2 separate regions of the Mus musculus genome follow, and region 1 is linked to region 2. The links are chromatin loops, found by intact Hi-C in ENCODE. Cell type or tissue: gastrocnemius. All regions are shown on one strand. Links, peaks and the distances in the headings refer to the core of each region. The heading gives the core; the rest is flanking DNA.

The links. Peaks named below come from ENCODE experiments on the same cell type or tissue, not always from the same donor. Only the 100,000 strongest peaks of a DNase experiment are listed, where the experiment ranks them.
Region 1: it touches region 2 in a loop (4-fold over the local background); 2 of 42 quality-filtered maps call a loop at or near these places.

What each region holds. Positions count from the first base shown.
Region 1 is chr10:5,065,262-5,070,647 of GRCm38, reverse strand. The region is part of intron 129 of Syne1 (spectrin repeat containing, nuclear envelope 1); the gene reads left to right. Among named protein-coding and RNA genes, the nearest start is that of Gm51757, 260 kb to the left of the region's middle. In gastrocnemius, for the core only: no CTCF peak of the experiment used is centred there; no DNase peak of the experiment used is centred there; H3K4me3 peaks cover 3,702 bases; H3K27ac peaks cover 3,712 bases.
Region 2 is chr10:4,608,797-4,614,182 of GRCm38, reverse strand. It overlaps a transcript of Esr1 not described here. Among named protein-coding and RNA genes, the nearest start is that of Esr1, 99 kb to the left of the region's middle. In gastrocnemius, for the core only: a CTCF peak has its summit at 2,232; no DNase peak of the experiment used is centred there; H3K4me3 peaks cover 1,995 bases; H3K27ac peaks cover 1,903 bases.

The DNA of each region.
Region 1 (5,386 bases), core at 146-5,145, 460 kb before region 2:
GGGTGCTTTACACTGTAGTCTCTAAAGTGTTCCTCTGTGCCCACCACTGAAAATCTCATCATGTCAATGAATCCAGTGGAAAACTTTTGTATAGATGAAGTGTCCGTTTCTGAGTCCCGCCTTTAGAATTAGAGCAGATCATAGGTCTATTGTCCGCTTGCTCTGGACATGAAGAGCAAGTGTGAGACCACGCTGGATTTACTCCCTCTCAAGCTGCTTGGCTATCACATTTGCTTTCTGCTCCTTGTTTACTGCGCTCGGGCTAGATGAACTTCCTCCACACCTGTCTTCAGCTACAACTGCCAGCGGTATTCATTTTTGTCCTTCAGTCCCGTTCATGGCTCTGCCCCTTTCCAGCAAAAATGTTGATTCACCAAATAGAGCAGAACTTGGTTCATATTTTAAGAATTTTTAAAATCAATTCTATATTTTTTTACTTATATATTTTGGGTAGCGTGGATGCAGGGGAATGCCACAACATACATGTCAAACTCAGAGAAGCACTTACAAGAGTGAGTTCTCTTCTTTCAGAAATGGAACTCAGACCGTCAAAGGGATGGTAGCTGGCCTCACCTGCTAAACCATCTCACTGGCCTAGACTGTTTCTTTTTTCTTTCTGAGACAGGGACTCATTTAGTCCAGGCTACCTTTGAATCCCATATGTCATCAAGAGTGATCTTGAACTTCTGATCCTCCTGCCTCCACCTTCCTCAGTGCTGAGATGATAGACACATAACCACATGTTCTATTTATGCACTGCTGAGAACCAAACTCAAGGTTTTACATACACTAAGAAAGTACTCTGCCAACCAAGCTATGTCGCCAGCCTTTGTATAGTTTTCATATCTGTTGCTATATGTTTTTGCAAAAAAAATTTTGAAACTTCCCCAAATTCACAGAATAAAATTTTCTGAAATCCTGTCAAACAAAGCAACTTAAAAAAATGTCTTGAAATAATGTTATTTTTGACTACCTCTCATCATTATTTTTAAATGGACAAAGGACAAAGGTCCTATAAGTGGAGGTGAATATTTCTTCATTGTTTCCCATGTTCAAATAGTCTGTTACAAAGGGGATGTCAGATGATTTTCCACAGAGTATCCAGCCCTTCTCCCCCAGCAACCCCTTAACCTCCTCTTACTCATACCACTGTGCTGGCCGACTGACCGGGAGAGAGGAAGAATCTGTTTCTGTTTGCTGCTGCGATCTGCAGTGTTTGTATCTGCTTCTGTTTGCTGCTGCGATCTGCAGTGTTTGTATCTCCTTCTGTTTGCTGCTGCGATCTGCAGTGTTTGTATCTGCTTCTGTTTGCTGCTGCAATCTGCTGTGTTTGTGGGAGTTGTGCTGGTACTTTTGCACACAACTGCTTTGTCTTTTCCAAGGAGCACTGCTGTTGTAGCCAGCAGCACACAGAAAAAAGCTGAGCGTCTGTGCCTGCAGCCGTGGCTGTCTCAGGAACCCTTTCTTTTGAGCCGTAACCTGCTCTTGCTGGCAGATTACCCTTCTTACCCTCGTGGCCTACATTCCAGGAGATCAAGCCTGGCACATGCTCATGAGTGTGGGTTTTATTTAGAAGCATGACCACTTGTGACTGCCCAGTGTCATGTTAACAGACAGACAACCAGCACCATTTGTCCACCAAGAGCATTTTCATACTTCTGGCCTAGATAAGGGGAGAGACTCTCTCCTCATCCAGGAAGGACTGAGCCTTTCGCTCTGCAGAGCCGGACTTCTACAAGTGACAGCTTCATGGTGGTGGCAGAGGACTTGCATGGCCCGAGGATGGCAGAGGACAGCAGTGTGGATGCAGATCTCCCAGACTGCGACTGCGATGTCTCCAGGCAGGCATCTTCTTGATTGGGCATAGCTTTAGAGTTACGTGGGGCTCACGGGATAGACACTAGGCTCTTCCATCTGGAGTGTTTCGTGCTGACTTTAAATAGACGTGAGTAGCACGAGGAGAATGTAGGCCATGGACTCCAAAGGGTTCTTTGTTGGTTTGTTTTCTTGTTTCCTTACTGGGCATGTACAGGAGGTTAGTATTTCCGTTGTGTCTGGGCCAAATGCATCATGCAAGGAACATGGCTCCAGTTGAGAAGCCGAGACAGGAAGATTGAGAAAAAGATTCAGCAAAGCCACCACCTGCTAGCGAAAGGGTGGCTTCAGACTAAACTGAAAGTGGGCCGGAGCCTGTTTACAACTTTGCAGCGGAAAGCTTTCTCTAGAGTAAATAAAAGTCTGTTTCAGGCATGTGGAGGAGGATTTTCTTCTGAGAGAAAAATTGCTTTTGTTTGTGTTGGTCAGCCCCTTTGGGCGGTTTAGGCCTTCAAGTCTTATAAAATATGCAGATACTATAATTTAGGTCTAAAAAATATTAGTTACATGGCTTAGTGTAAATATTGAGTTTGTGATTGAATTCATATAGAGTAACAATAACACCGTTGATGGTCTGTGGTGAGGATTCACGGTTCTTCCCATATGATAGGGATTTTTATCTTAAGGTTCTGAAATGTTTTTCATGTATTGTCATGCCCTTGTGTGGATTCACATAGGTGGGTTGTATTTACTAATAGCAATTTTGTTTCAACTATATTTATACTCTGAACTCTATTTGGTTTTGGTTTGTGGATATACTAATTATTTGAAGGAATGCATATGTGTATGTGTGTGTGTGTGTGTATGCGCATATGTGTATATATCAGATATTAGATATATTAATATAAGTATATTTGCAATTACACATATGTATGTGCTCATTTGTGTGGTATCAGTAATGGGATGGGTAGTTGGATTCAGTAGTATGGCTCTTCTCAAGAAGTTTAAGAGCCTGGGACATGCTTTGGGTGAAAAGGACACGCATAAGCTATGAGGGCTTGCTGATTAATCATGCTTGTTAAACCCTGCACATGTGTATCAGATGTTGGCATCTATGTTAAATTAAAAACCTGGATGCTATCCCAGGGAATGCCACCCAAGTTGCTTAGTTTCACATGATAAATAAATAAGTAAATATTCTAATACATGAAAGAATTCTTTCAAAGGGGTAATGGAGGAAAAATGAGATATTTCTTCTGCGCAAGAATGACACCTGAAAATACCAGAGTTAATAAGCTATTACAGATAAACATGGGTTTTCAGCCCACTTCCTCCATGCTCGCCTCTGCTCTCCCCACCAACATACACATGATGTATTATGCAATTTGTAAGAAAATATACTTTTCCTGAAATTTATAAAGGACAACCACTTAAGCACTCACCCATTGACTTTACTAAATTTATATTAGCCTGAAAGAGGAAGTTGTCCATAATGGAGTATATGAATGAGCATTTCCGTGTCACAATGCCCTCTGCTCATTGTACACTAACCACACTGCCTTGGACCTCATTCAGTGTTTTACAGGATCTGAGTCTTTCCACTAATTCTGCTGGCCTGGTAGAGTATGATTTACTCACATCTTTTTGTGCTCTGAAGCATTTGATTGCATCTGTGAACACACATGGATGTGCTCCTTTGTGTGGTAGTATCCGTGTGAATGGACAGTTGGATCCAATGGATTCAGCGACGCCAAAGCTGGTCACATGAGAGGGAAGGGACAACATTCTTCCTGGGTCCCTCCAGGACAGACTTCTTGGTGCCTGCAGCGCATCATTCTTCAGCCCTGCCCAAGTGGGACTGCTGGTAATCTAAGGCATTATGGTAAATTCGAAGTCCATTCTGTGGCCACTCACTGCGTTTCCTGAGACCTGCAGCAGCAGCCATCACAAAGCTGTCATTCATTAATTACCCAGGGGAATTTTGTCTTATGAATGACAGACACATGCAGGGATGACTTTTCAAAGTTCTTGGAAACATTCAAACACAGTACCATGAAATGCACAAGGTCCAAGCTTGACTTCTGCCTATAAAACTAACTAAGGAATTCTTTTTTTTCCATATTTTTTATTGGGTATTTATTTCAATTACATTTCCAATGCTATCCCAAAAGTCCCCCACACGCTCCCCCACCCACTCCCCTACCCACTCACTCCCACTTCTTGGCCCTGGCATTCCCCTGTACTGAGGCATATAAAGTTTGCACAACCAATGGGCCTCTCTTTTCACTGATGGCCGACTAGGCCATCTTCTGATACATATGCAGCTAGAGACATGGCTTCGGGGGGTACTGGTTAGTTCATATTGTTGTTCCACCTATAGGGTTGCAGTTCCCTTTAGTTCCTTGGGTACTTTCTCTAGCTCCTCCATTGGGGGCCCTGTGATCCATCCAGTAGCTGACTGTGAGCATCCACTTCTGTGTTTGCCAGGCCCCAGCATAGTCTCACAAGAGACAGCCATATCTGTGTCCTTTTAGCAAAATCTTGCTAGTGTATGCAATGGTGTCAGTGTTTGGAAGTATATTGAGTAAAATTATAAGTTGTGGTAAGCAGTGTGTAACACATTGTTATTCTTTATCAACTGGCCAATATAAACATAGATTTTTCTTAAGTATACATTTCCCTCCCAAATTTTCTAATATACCTCACCCGAGAGTGCATTTAAAAAAGAAAATGTTATTGTGTAATAGGTATTACAACCAAATACTTGTCACACACACATATGGAAGCAAACATGGAGAACTGGCCATCTTTTTAAAAAAATACTAATAATTATTTTGCTTTTTTAAAAAATTAAAACATAATTACATCATTTCCCCCCTTTCCTCTCTCTAATCCCCTCACATGCATTTCCCTTGCTGTGCCTCAAATTCATCTTTTTAATTGTTCACACACACACACACACACACACACACACACACGCACACACACACACATATCTTCCTAAATATAAATACAGCCTGCTCAATCAATGTACTATTATGTGTATGTATATGATTTCAGGGCTAACTACTCAATAATGAATAACCAACTGAGGTTAGGGTTCATCCTTAAACAAGACCCAAACAAGAATGATACCAATGGACATGCTAGCATGGAAAAGGGAAAATTTCATGGCATCCTAGCTCTAGACAAAAAAACTACAGTCAGCTAAGGAATGCCCAGAGCAGGATGGAAGTCCTTTAAAGAACACGTGTGTGAGGATGAGATTTGGGGATAGTCCCTAGGGGAAGATGCAACTATACCATCAGGATTGGTTTCATTGGAGGCAAGCACTCTGATTTGTTGACACTGTGATGGTAGAAATGAGGTTGTCCATCAATTTTAAGGAACTAAAAATAAATCGATATTCTAAAAATTCTTGAATGAAGAAATTTTCCCTCAGAGCGGTGACTTTTGGCCTGAAAAACAGAGCCGAACTTCTGAGGTGGGCGTGGAAGGAACCGAGAGCTGTAGCTCATAGGCTGAAAGCGCCTTGGGGGTGAGTCTATACTTCACCCAGAGAGCAACTTAT
Region 2 (5,386 bases), core at 167-5,166:
TCTGAACTCCACATATTCACTGTGGAACACACAATGCCGCTACACACATACATCATGTGTGTGTACATACACACAACACACACACACACACAAACAAATTAACACTTTGTTAGGCCCTTGGCAGGGGTTCATAGGTGGTATTTCTTTCTCAGCAAACAACAGCCAGCCAGCTCAGGCAGAGGTGGGTGGACAGGACCGCGCCTCCTCTGTGCTTTAGCAGAGCAGAAGCACAGTGGTCCTTCTCTCTCGTCTGTTTTTCTCTACAGCCTCCCTGGACCCATGGACCAAACTGCAGCTCAATCATGGCCTCATCTCAAGCAGGCATTCTGACCAACTGGACCAAAATACAGAGACATACTGAGACGGGGCAGAGATGCGCCTTCTTACCCATGGAAGAAGGTGCAGAGGGCACTGTAGGCTTAGGAATGTATGTGTCTGAGCATGATAGGAGGCAGATGGTTCCAAGTCCTAAACTGAATGAAAGTCAGGGGTCACTGAAGGAAAGGACAGCTGCCTGACTTTGTCATTGCAGCAAAGCTAATGCTCTGGGGCCTTTACTGCCTTGAGCAACAGAACTGAACAACTCCCTTCAAGTGTCAAGACAGCACCTCCCACTCATGAACATAACCCTGGCACTCACATTCAATATTTTGCCAATTTTCCTGTGTGTTTGTCTCTCATCTCTATGTCAGTGTTACTTCTAATTTCTATGACAAAAATCCACCAATCACTGCAAGACTGGGTCCAGCCTCTACAGCTTTATATCCAGACAGGGTCTAGAACGGGCCTTTTTGGGATGTTTATAAAACAAGGGCAAACATTTGCCTTTTTTTTCTTGCGAAACAAGAAAGAATTTTACTGAATACAGATAGATGCTGACCCCAAGAACACAGAGGTTCCCACCCTACTGACTTTTTAAAAAGTTCAAATACTTTTAATTGGTACTCCAACATCAGCCCTCTCTGAATATATTATTTCAAATTCAAAACCAAATACATTTCCCATCAACCTTGTGGCTGGGGGTGCTCTGTAAATCTACTAGATCTGGCCCAAGAAGGTAATTTTCAAACATCTGACATTAAGTGGTACTTCATGTCCCGATTGAACATCATCTTAATAAAAACCCAACCCTTATATTAGGGTTAAAAAAAAAACTTAAAATAAATTTTAACTAGCTAGACTTTTCTGGGCAAGTCAGAGAGAACAAACACTGGCAACTTCTTGGTCAAGCATGAGACTTTCCACTACAGGAAACGGGTGGCTTTCCTGTGGCCAAAATGAAAGTATCCTTTTCTGCCTTTTGTAACTACCACGTCACTGGCGAGTGGCACACACTGTATGGCACTGTCCTTAATATACACACCACCCTGCCTTAAAAAAAAAAAAAAGCAGTCACCCGTGGTTATTTTCAGGTTAGAGAGAACCAAGCCCAAGCCCACAGGACTCAGAACTCGCCTACAATTGTGAGGCAACTTCAAGACAAGATGCGTTACTAGATTGCGTAGCTTTTCAGAAAACTCGTCTGCCTTCAGGAAACAAATGATGCAAATGATGGCTTATTCCAGTCGCCTTAGATCCAGCTCACATAAGTCACAGCACCGAAGATTAAGAAACGTGGTCGCGTTGAGACAAGTACAAAGTGAAGTCGGAGCAGGAACTTTTTTAAACTCGCGCACGTTTCAACCATACAGAATCCCCCACAGCTCGACCTGGGACCAATAAATTGACGCGATCTGAGGCAGGCAGAGAGAGAGCCTGCCAGTGCTGCACCAAGAACAGATAACTGTGTCTGACTCAGCTGAATGTAGCTTCCCCGGAGTGAATTTCCATGGGACCAAGGTCAGCTTTAACATGATAACGTTTGCCAGAAACTTTATAAAATATCCCTGGAGCAATGAGCGAGAGAAAAATGAACATATTTTCACAGAAGTGAACTCTTGAGACTCCAGCCTGATTGCACACAGTAGCACACTATAGCCAAGGGGGGGGGGGGGGAACTGTAAAGAAATGGAGAGAAATAGAAGTACCTGCTTGAGAAGAATGTCGCCCAGAGACTGCCTTCTTAAGCTAGACAATGGCAGAGGAGGGGGCATTGGCCTCTCCTGGCATCACAAGGCTGCTGAGCAGGGAGCCTTGTGTTTTCGGTTTTGGTAGAATCCGTTCCGAGGCTGTTATGACCATGAAATTAGGAAATGCAGAGACTCAGAAGCAAAGAGCTAGCACCACCACTTGACTGGGATTGGAAACTCTGCTCCGGATAATAGGGGAGGGGGTGGCCTTCCTCTCTCTCTCCAGCCAGGTCTGCTTCCAACTTTCTCAGCGTTTGCCTACAGATAGATGTTTGCAGAAGGACAAGCCTCTGGCTGAAAAAAAAAAAAAAAAGTGATCCAACCCACTTTCTCTTTCCTTGCAATAAAGCTCGAAGTCTAGACGAACATGTTGACTTGGAAAAAATAAAATAAGGGAGCGTTCTTTCTGCACACAGATTTTCCTCGCTGAAAACTAGCTAAGAAGGGGCATAAGGGTGTTTCTAATGTGAGCGCTTCTCAGAGTTTCTCTTTCACTCATTGACTCAACCAGCTAAGTCCGTGGCTCAGCAGTTCTTGTCACTGATTAATGAATGGGGTTCCTGATTTTGGAAACCTGAACAGCTTAGCCTGAGCTGACTCTGAAAGCCTTCAGGTGTATGAGCCTTCTATAAACTGCTTGGCATTTCCTGCCGTGATTTACAAGTCCTGTTTGCTTTGGGGCTTTAATCTGGTGTTTTGTTTTGTTGAGACAAGGTCTCACTCTGCATTTCAGACTGGCCTTAAACTCTCAGGATTCCCCCTGCCTCGGTCTTCCAAGTGCTAAACTTACAGGCGTAAGCCAACATGACTGGCTTTTTAAAAACTTATTTTGTTTGTTATTCTTTCTTTTTTTTTTTTAACTCAGAGACAAACACGCTGAAGCAATAATATGAGATAAAAAGCATTTTAAATTTATTTTCCTTTTTGGTACTAGGGATAAACCCAAAACTTTGATGTGCTAAGCAAACACATTACCTCTGATCCACAGACCTCTAATTTTTTCAGACCTTTTGGAATTTTAATAGCTCATAAAATCTGTTGTGTTCTATGTAACATGTGTTTTAAATGCTGGGTTGTTGTTTTAATGTCTTAGTTTTTCTTTTTTTCTTTTTTCCCTATTCTATAAATCTGAGAAAGAATGCTTCTGTGGAAGTAAGAATGGTATCAGGCAAAAGACCAAAAAAGACTCTGGCCACTGTCTCGATCCCTATACATGAACATTAGTGCATGCTGGGTAAGAAAAGCATCTCAGAATTGGCTGAGAGGAGAAAAGATACCAAATGTCTCATGACTGATCTACACATTCTTTATAATAAGTTGTCTTGATTGTCTTCAGTTTTCTATACCCTGGTGAGTTTGGCCCCAAAACAATTCAAATACACAAATGTGTCTGAATTTAACTCCCCCAAACTACATAGTGTAGGATGTATTTTAGTTGTGATCTGAAATGTTTTATTTCAAATTAGCGAACGTTAAACTTGATAAAACTCATTTATAGAAGGAATAATCACATAGGCCAAGCATGTCAGAGAAGGCCCTCGCTTTATTGTTCTTATTATGATTTCCTGTGAAAGGTAAGTGAGTCAACAAAATGTTTTGAATAGTTCAAACATTTTAAAAGCCAAGTGGTTTTTTTTCCTCTAAATTAATTGAATCCCTCTGTTACTTGCCAGGATGGATGAATCATGCTTTCAAGCAGCATTAGCTACCTGTTAGAATCAGTGGTGCACAATCCAGAGAAGAAAATTACCTAGGGCAGGGGTTCCCAAAATAGAACACCCCTCAGATTCGGAAGCAAGTGTACATTATTTCTTTGTTGTGAAGGGATTACAGATGAGTGTACAGGCACACAGAAGTAAGTGGGTACATGACTGCAGAGCCCAAAGCAAGACACTGCTGTGCTTCTCTGTTGCTCTCCACATCGTTTCCTTGAGATAGGTATCTCAGTGAACTGGAAGCTGGCTGGGATAGTTGGGCAGTGAGCTCTTGGGATCCACCTATCGAATGCGAGTGCACAGACACACTCACACACACACACACACACACACACACACACACACACACACACACACAAAGAGAGAGACAGAGACAGAGAGAGACAGAAACAGGGACAGAGTCAGAAAGACAAAGACAGAGAGAGAGAGACAGAGAGAAATAGAGAGAGTGTGTAGGTTTGCTGGGATTGCAGGCACACATAGCCACGCCCAGCATGCTAAAGATTCAAACTCAACTCCTCATGCTTACAGAACAAGCAGTCTTATCAACTGAGCCTTCTCCCTGGTCTTCTACGCCCTTTTCTTTTAAAACGCACGTTTGTAATATAAAGATGTGTATGAGGCTGTGTGTCCTTAAGGGACAGTTGTGATGCCCCCTTCTAGACCATGCTTTCTTAGGTGAAAAAGAGTGAAAACACCAGCCAAAGTCTTCCAAATGAGTGCAGGTGTCTGGCGTGTCGGGACAAAGCACTTTCTACAACACACAGAGCCAGGTGCTACTGACTGGCAAGGAGACCGTGAGATGCTGAGATTGCGAACACACTCTGGCTAGAGCCAGTATTCAAATTCAGGGGTCCAAGTCAAGCCTCCATGACAGAGACCTCTGCTACAGTCTCTGAGAATCCACAGAACTGCACCCAACATGGAAGTGTGTGCTGTACTAGGAGTCGTTCTGCAGTTTAGCTTCTTCATGACTTCACTACAGATTAATATATATGTATATGTGTATATAAATATATGCATATTTATACATATATACATATATAGATATATATTAGATATAGACATAGATATAGATCTGCCAAGACCAAAACATTGTTTTAAAATATTCTGTGCTTTTCGTGGGGCAAAAACTCTCCTTTGAGGGAAAAAATTACCTAATTAGACTGTATTCAACAGTATTAGACTGACTGGATAATAAGCAACAAAGAAGAAAAGGCCGGACGTGGTGGTGCACACCTTTAATCCCAGCACTTGGGAGGCAGAGACAGGCAGGTTTCTGAGTTCGAAGCCAGCCTGATCTACAAAGTGAGTTCCAGGACAACCAGGGCTATACAGAGAAACCCTGTCTCGAAAAAAACAAACAAACAAACAAAACAAAAAACAAAAAAAAGCATCTAATCTATCATTGAGAGCGTGTCGTCTGCTATGTCCTTATCAATAATGAGAGAGGGCCAGCACACACATCCTCTCTTCATGTCATGAACTTTATTAGCAACACCAAATGATGAAATTCTAGAAATTTTTCTAGGTTACAACCTAGTTTTTTTGTTTTTGTCTTTTGGTTTGGGGGGAGGGTTGTTGGTTTTTGTTTTGTTTTGT